Regions from separate parts of the Mus musculus genome. Here regions 1 and 2 are each linked to region 3. The links are chromatin loops, found by intact Hi-C in ENCODE. Cell type or tissue: heart. All regions are shown on one strand.

Region 1 (2,500 bases), 48 kb before region 3:
TTTGGTTTGTTTTTGTTTTTGTTTTTGGAGACAGGGTTTCTCTGTGTAGCCCTGTCTGTCCAGGAACTCACTCTGTAGACCATGCTGGCCTTGAACTCACAGAGATCTGCCTGCTTCTGCCTCCTGAGTGCTGGGATTAAAGGCGTGCACCACCACCACCACCCAGGTATACCCCATTTTTTTAGGAGAGAGGATCTGAGAATTGGAGCCAAGTCCCAGCTGGCTCTGGTCACCTATTACCGGGGCTGACTCACAGTCCTGAGTGCTGTGGTCCTGTGACACTGTATCACACCTTGGGTTATCTCCAAACAATTCTGGTGTTTTGGCTTTGCCTGGCCCTACCACTGTCTGTCAGTTTGGCTTACATGCAGGGAAGAGTAGGCCAGAGCCACTGTGTGTGGCTCACGTTCTGGGTTTCGCACTGCTTCCCCTGCTTGTATGAGGGTCTGCATGTTATCTCCAGAACCACAGAAACAGGGTGCGATGTGACTCACCTATAATCCAACACTCAGGTGGTGGAGGCAGGAGTTGAGGGGTTTAAGGCTATAACTGGCTACTTGAGACCTGCCTCAGTCTCCTGCCCAACATCCCCCACCGCAACTGCAACCTCCATCTCCATCAGTAAATAAACAAATGTAAAACAAAAGAGAGAAACCTGAAAGGCCTTTTTGCATAGCGCTGGCAGCCAAACAGGGAAAGCCTTGGTTCTCTCTGTTCTTTGCTGCATCAATATTCTGAAAACAGGGTCTGAGCTGGAGCCCTGCTCTATATTTTCTTGTTCTCATCTCCCTGGGCTTTGTCATAGCCTTTCCAGCTCCAGTCCCTCTCTGGTCCTAGAGAGAATCTAATCATGGCCAAGAAATAATAGTACCTGGGAACATCGTTATTGTTGGTCTGGCTTGCAACCCCAGTACTCAGAGGAGGGGGTCAGAAACTCATCCTTGACCATCTGACTACATGTTCATTGCTGGAGCAATGGCTCACCCATTCAAAGCGCTTGCTGCTCTTGCAGAAGATGAGAGTGTGCCTCCAAGCACACACATCAGGTGGCTTAGGATCACCTGTGATTCTAGCTCCGGGGGATCTGATGCCTTCTCCTGGCCAATGTGGGTACTACACACATGTGTGCATATTAAAAAGATCACACTAAATGGATAGACAAGTAAGGAAAACTTAAATACTGTATTTTTATTTAGCTAGTTGGTTTTGGTTTTTCAAGACAGGGTTTCTCTGGGTAGCCCTGCCTGTTCTGGAAGTGGGTCTGTAGACCAGGCTAGTTTCAAAGGCAAAGAGATCTGCCTGCCTCTGCCTCCTGAGTGCTGGTATTAAAGGCGTGTGCTGCTGGAGAGATGGCTCAGAGGTTAAGAGCACTGACTGTTGCCGGGCGTGGTGGCACACACCTTTAATCCCAGCACTTGGGAGGCAGAGGCAGGCGAATTTCTGAGTTCGAGACCTTCTTCTAGAGGTCCTGAGTTCAATTCCCAGCAACCAGATGGTGGTGGCTCACAAACATCTGTAATGGAAGCTGATGCCCTCTTCTGCTGTGTCTGAAGGCAGCTACAGTGTGCTCATGTAAATAAAATAATAAACGTTTAAAAGAAAAAAAAAAAAAGGCGTGTGCCACCAACTTCCAGGCTCAAAAAAGTTAAAATCTTAAGAAAACAAATTCAAACCTCGTTTAAGGCCAGCTTGGATTACATTTCGATTATATATAATGTTGTCGCAAAAGAAAAGGGGAGGGGCCGGGTGTGGTGGCGCACGCCTTTAATCCCAGCACTGGGGAGGCAGAGGCAGGTGGATTTCTGAGTTCGAGGCCAGCCTGGTCTACAAAGTGAGTTCCAGGACAGCCAGGGCTATAGAGAAACCCTGTCTCGAAAAACAAAAACAAAAACAAAAACAAAAGAAAAGGGGAGGGGCACTGGGCAAGTGGCTGAAAGATTAAGGTGGCTACTTCTCTTCCCGAGGACCTGAGTTCCTTTCCCAGCACCCATGTTGTATGGCTCACCACTGCCTATAACTGCATCTCTGTGGGCATCTGCATTCATACAGGACACATGCACAAACACATATATACGTGTAGTTAAAAATAATAAAATAAATCTTAAATAAAAAAAAATGTAACAGCAGCTAGGCATTGTGGAGCAGGCCTGTAATCCTGGGATGTGGGGGCCTGAGGCAGAGGGATTGAAAACTCTAGTCCAGTTAGGGTTACAAAGGAAGTTTAGGGACAACTTGTATAGCGAGACTCTGACCCTCCCCCAATTCCAAGTAAAAAGCCACAGCACTGGGGAGATAGTGCAGTGAGCCTATAGCAAGTGCTCGCAAGCATGGGGCCTGAGCTTGATCCCTGACACCCGTGTAACAGCCAGGTGCACCAGATCCTTGTAACTCAGCACTGGAGGGTGGAGGCAGAGGGATTCCTGAAGTTCACGGTCAAGTCAGCCAAGCTAGCCTGTCTGTGAGCTCTGGGCTGAGAGAGCAAGGCTCTGTTTTGAAGGAT
Region 2 (2,500 bases), 160 kb before region 3:
ACCACTGCCCTGTAAGGTGTTGCATTTTTTAATCAATACATAACTTTTAACTATATATACATGTCTGTATGTGGATATATGCTTAAGTGCAGAGGCCTGTGGAGACCTGAAGAGGCATTGGATCCTTTGTAACTGCAGTTACAGGTGATTGTGAACTGGCTGAGCTGAGTGGTGGAAACAGAGCTCAGGCCTTCTGCAAGAGCACTAAGAACTCTTTGTTTGTTTGTTTGTTTTTCAAGTCAGAGTTTCTTTGTGTAGCCCTGGCTGTCCTGGAACTTGCTTTGTAAACCAAGATGATGGCCTGGAACTTGGAGATCCATTTGCCTCCCAATTCTCTTTATACTTTATAGCTCAGGCTCTTAACCACTGGTCCACCTCTTTGACCACATTCAGCCAGAAGCCTTTCTTTAAAATGGTGATCCAGGCAGCAGCAGGCCCTGGGGCACTCTATAAACCTCTGCTTGCCTTCCACTGGTTGTGTGTACTCCAGGCTGACTTTTAGGGGTCCTGGCTGGTGAGGGGAAAGATCTTTAGACCTTGGTCTGCTGCTTCCAGCTGTGCTGCCTCTCAGCACGTGAAGTACCTCACTGTTCTGTTACACTACCTCAGAACACTCTAGAATGGACATCCTTGTTTAAAGAGGAAGAAATACTGAGCATTGCATGGTGATGCACATCTTTAGTCTCAGTGCTTGGGAAGCAGAGACAGGGCAATCTCTTAAATTTGAGGCCAGCCTGGTCTAAGTCTACATAGTGAACTCCGGGACAGCCCAGCCAAGACTATGTAGAGACCCTGTCTCAAAAAAAAAAAAAAAAAAAAAAAAAAAAAAAGACGGAGGAGGAAGAGGAGAAGGGAAGGAAGGAGAAGAAGAGAAAAAGAAATCAGGATCGAGCAGGCCGTGGTGGTGCAGGCCTTTAATCCCAGCACTCGGGAGGCAGAGGCAGGCGGATTTCTGAGTTCCAGGACAGCCTGGTCTACAGAGTGAGTTCCAGGACAGCCAGGGCTATACAGAGAAACCCTGTCTCGAAAAAACCAAAAAAAAAAAAAAAAAAAAAAAAAAGAGAGAGAGAGAGAGATCAGGATCGATCAATCACACACACACACACACACACACACACCCATGCTGAAAAGAACATTACAGAAGTAGGTGAGGCTCAGAACAACTTAAGGTATCACCCACCCACTCTCAGAGCAGAGATGCAAACTTGGGATGAACAGCAGCCCAGGTCCTGTGCCTTCATAATCTCAGGTCTCGTTGACTTCTGAACCCTCACAGCTTTCACCATTACCTCCTTACCCAGGGTGCCAGGGTGCCTGGCCCTGCCTTGCTGACAGCAGACTCCACCCTCCAACTCCCTTTGGCTACCAGAAGTCAGTCAAAGTAGCCAAAACCAGATCTGGTGTCTCCCCATGGACTGCTGAGCCTCCCTGCCTCCCTGGCAGAAGTGGCGAGAAGACTGATGCCCACACAAGAGGAGGCTGCTGCCTGACCCTGTCTCACACTTGCATGAATGGCTCCCCAACCCTGGGTTCATATCCTGATGATCGAGACCGATTGCCAACTTAACCGGATCTACAATCACCCAGGAGGCAAAGCTCCTGGCACACCTGTGTGCAGGCACCTAGACTAAGTTGGCACCAGGGCATACATGTGAGGATAATCTAGATTAGATTAATTGAAGTGGAAGACTCAGCTGAGGGCAGCACCTTCTCAGGGGTTAGGTTCTTGGTCTAAAAATAAACAGGTAAAAAATGAAGGGCCGACAATATGACTCAGCAGTTAAAAGTGCTTTGAGCTAAACCTGATAGCCTGAGTTCCATTCCCCTGGAACCCGCATGGTGGAAGACCAGAGTGACTCCTGAAAGTTGTCCTCTGACCTCACACCCACACTTACCCTTCCCCTAATAAATAAGTATAAAAGAATAAGATCTGGTCTTTGTTTGCTTGGTTTTGTTTTGAGACAGGGCTCTGGCTGTCCTGGAACTATGTAGATCAGGCTGGCCTTAACTCCTGGCCTTCTGAGTGCTGGGATTAAAGGCATAGGGCCACCTCAGCAAGATCTGCTGTCTTGGTGCTCCCGTATGGGAGGGTTAAGGAGGGATATTACACCCCACACCTGTGCCCCCTCCCAGCTGTCACTCTGCCCTAGCTACACATGGGACAGGACCTTCACAGTGACATTGTTTACAAACAGCTGAGGTCCAAAAAGGAAAGTGATTCCCATGAGAGCAAAGCATTTCTTCACCCACAACCTCCTTGATCCTGCCCACCTCTCTGGGTCTGTGACCTCAAGTCCCGAAGCTCATTCTCTAATAAACCATTCTTACTAGACTAATGTCTCCTGGGGGTTGCTAGCATGTAGTGTCTGTGGTCAAGGGGCACCTATACAGCTGTATGGAACTCAGCACCCATGGGGGGGAGCTTTTTTGGTGATGGCAGCTATCTGTGTGTGTGTGTGTGTGTGTGTGTGTGTGTGTGTGTGTTGTGTATACACATTTC
Region 3 (2,500 bases):
CACCATATGAAAGCTTGATTCTGGGTCCTCTGCAAAAGCAACGAGTGCTCTTAACCCCTGAGCCACCCCTCTAGCCCTAAGATAATTAAAAAAATAATTTAGGGACCACCAGCCTCCTTTTTGAGACCTGGATTGTGACTTTTATTTTTTATTTATTTTTTTCATTTGTTGAGACAGGGTTTCTGTGTAGCTCTGCCTATCTTGGAACTCCCTCTGTAGACCAGGCTGGCCTCGAACTCAGAAATCCACCTGCCTCTGCCTCCCAAGTGCTGGGATTAAAGGTATGTGCCACACCACTGTCCAGCTGAGACTGACATGACAGTTCGTGAGTCTGCTCTTTCTGGTGACCTTGGACAGGTGGATCTTTTCAGTCACTTCCTCTTATTAGGGTTAACAGGGTTAGCCTAGGAAGAGTGGGGAGCAAGGAAGCCATGGACTTGCAAAGGCCTTTGCAAGGCCATCTGCCCATCAGTGGAGTGGGTCTATTGGGTTATTTTTTTCTTTTACAATGTATGGTGTTTCCCACTAGGGCAGTCTACTGAAGTTAAACAAGGGCTAAGTGCGCATGCTCAGGTGCTGTTTGCTGGAGTGGAGGCTGTTGCTGGGTTGTCTCTGATCTCCTTGGGACTTCTTCAGCCAGTGGGGACAGAACAGATCTCTATGGATCAAAGAGCAGCCCCGGAGTACTGGATGGTGCATGAGACCAAGCCACAGCTCAGGCTAGGTGTGGACAACCGTTAGACGGGTCAGATCTTAGAGACCACAGATACATTTGTCTGCCACAGATGAACATGAGGCATAGAGAGGGGAAGGCCTTAACCAAGGGCTCAATGTCAAAGGTTCAAATCCAGAGGAGTTCCAGAGGGTTTGCTTTTGCATTTACTTATGTACTTATTATTGTTGTATACACTACAGAAGGCACTGCATGTGTAGTAACAGGGCCCACGCACGTATGGGGGTCCTAGGACAACTGTGTGGAAATGGAATCATCATTGCAGATGTAAAGAAGGTTCTAGGGTCTCAGGGTTATCAGCAAGAACCCTGTGGCAGGGCCTCTCTCTGGGCACTCAGTGACCCCAGTGGGTGTTTGTCTGTTTACATGACCTACCCGATCGAACCTTAGTCCTTGTTGATACCCAGGGAGGTGCTGGTGGAACTGTAGGAGAAATGCGCCCTCAGCAGGGGGTGGGCTTCCCTGGGGAGAGGAGGAAGGTCTTGGGGAGGCCTCACTGATGCTGGCCTTTACTGCTGGGTGAGGAGCGAGCAAGGGGATCCAGCCTGGAGTAGATGTGAACCGAGAAACGGAGATGGAAAAGGGTCCGAGTAACAGACAGGGTCCAGTGTGATTGGTTAGTGTCCTGGGACAAGTTTCAGTTGGGCCTTTCTAAAATGGGGACAAAGAGCTTGGCTGTTAGCCACTGAGGCCCTTGAAAGTCAAGAGCAGCCTGGCTCACAGGAGTCTGGCAAGCCTTGGGAATTTGGCTGAGGCCTGGGGTATCATGAAGGTCCACAGTGCCCCCTGGCGTTCATACTTCTCACCGCATACAAACATTTCACAAGAAAAAGGGCAACACTGGACACCAGGACGTGTCCCCAGGCTCCTCAGGGCACTCCTTTCAGTGGTGTGACAGGTCCCTGCTGGGTTCTTGGCCTGTTCTATCCAGCACGTTTGTACTTTCTTTTTCTGGGCGTTACTGCCGTTATACCCTATTACAATTTTTTTTTTTAATGCCCTTGTTCTGTAGTTCAGCCAAGTCCATACTTTGTGACAAGTTTTTCTGCCTTAGCCTCCCAAGTGTTGGGATTATGGGCAAGGCATGTGCCTGACAGGACAGATTCCATGTGAAGAGCAACCTGGCACAAATTTTGTTTTGAAAGAAAAAAAACCCTGAGAAGTCAAAGCATACCTCTTAAATCAAACTTGGGTTTCTGGAGGCAGGCTTAGTGGAGCTGGTAAGAGGCAGCATAAAATGGCTCTGTGGTCCCAGAGCTGCTCATTGTCGCTGTGGTCAGACACATCAGAAGAGAGCATCGGATTCCAGTACAGATGGTTGTGAGCCACCATGCAGTTGCTGGGAATTGAACTTGGGACCTCTGGAAGAGCAGTGAGTGCTCTTAACTGCTGAGCCATCTCTCCAGCCTCTGGTCTTTGTTTTATAGAGGCTCTTCTGAGTCCTTGTACTCAGTGTTTCTCTATAGACCGAGGCACGGGACACAGACTTCCTCACCCAAATTCCTGTTACCCTGTGGCGGCGGCATCACCTCCCATCAGTCCCCAGAGCAACTCCTCAGCGCTTATCTCCCTGATTCCCACACCCCTGGGTGGCCCTGCCCCCACACAGCTGTTCAGTCCTCTGCTCAGCCACTGTGCTGTCATCTGGTGTTATCATTTAAGGCTCTCCTGTCGCCTGGGTGTGTCCCACAGTATGATTCCTAACTGGACAAGGCCTTGCCTTCTCTACTGGGTGCTGTCCTTGAGCAGAGTCCAGTTCCGCTCTGC

The links. A loop is a pair of places that touch in the nucleus more often than their neighbours do. Peaks named below come from ENCODE experiments on the same cell type or tissue, not always from the same donor. Only the 100,000 strongest peaks of a DNase experiment are listed, where the experiment ranks them.
Region 1: it touches region 3 in a loop (2.0-fold over the local background); 26 of 42 quality-filtered maps call a loop at or near these places.
Region 2: a loop joins it to region 3, with 2.0 times the contacts of the local background. A loop is called at or near these places in 4 of 42 quality-filtered maps.

The regions. Positions count from the first base shown.
Region 1 is chr15:81,940,126-81,942,625 of GRCm38, forward strand. The region is part of intron 1 of Csdc2 (cold shock domain containing C2, RNA binding); the gene reads left to right. Among named protein-coding and RNA genes, the nearest start is that of Csdc2, 4.6 kb to the left of the region's middle. In heart, a CTCF peak has its summit at 1,090 (motif pointing left); no DNase peak of the experiment used is centred here; H3K27ac peaks cover 410 bases.
Region 2 is chr15:81,827,252-81,829,751 of GRCm38, forward strand. No RefSeq gene overlaps it. Among named protein-coding and RNA genes, the nearest start is that of Tef, 17 kb to the left of the region's middle. In heart, no CTCF peak of the experiment used is centred here; a DNase peak (open chromatin) is centred at 1,340.
Region 3 is chr15:81,988,376-81,990,875 of GRCm38, forward strand. It overlaps a transcript of Xrcc6 not described here. Among named protein-coding and RNA genes, the nearest start is that of 1700029P11Rik, 9.1 kb to the left of the region's middle. In heart, a CTCF peak has its summit at 1,523 (motif pointing left); DNase peaks (open chromatin) are centred at 1,456 and 2,396; H3K27ac peaks cover 512 bases.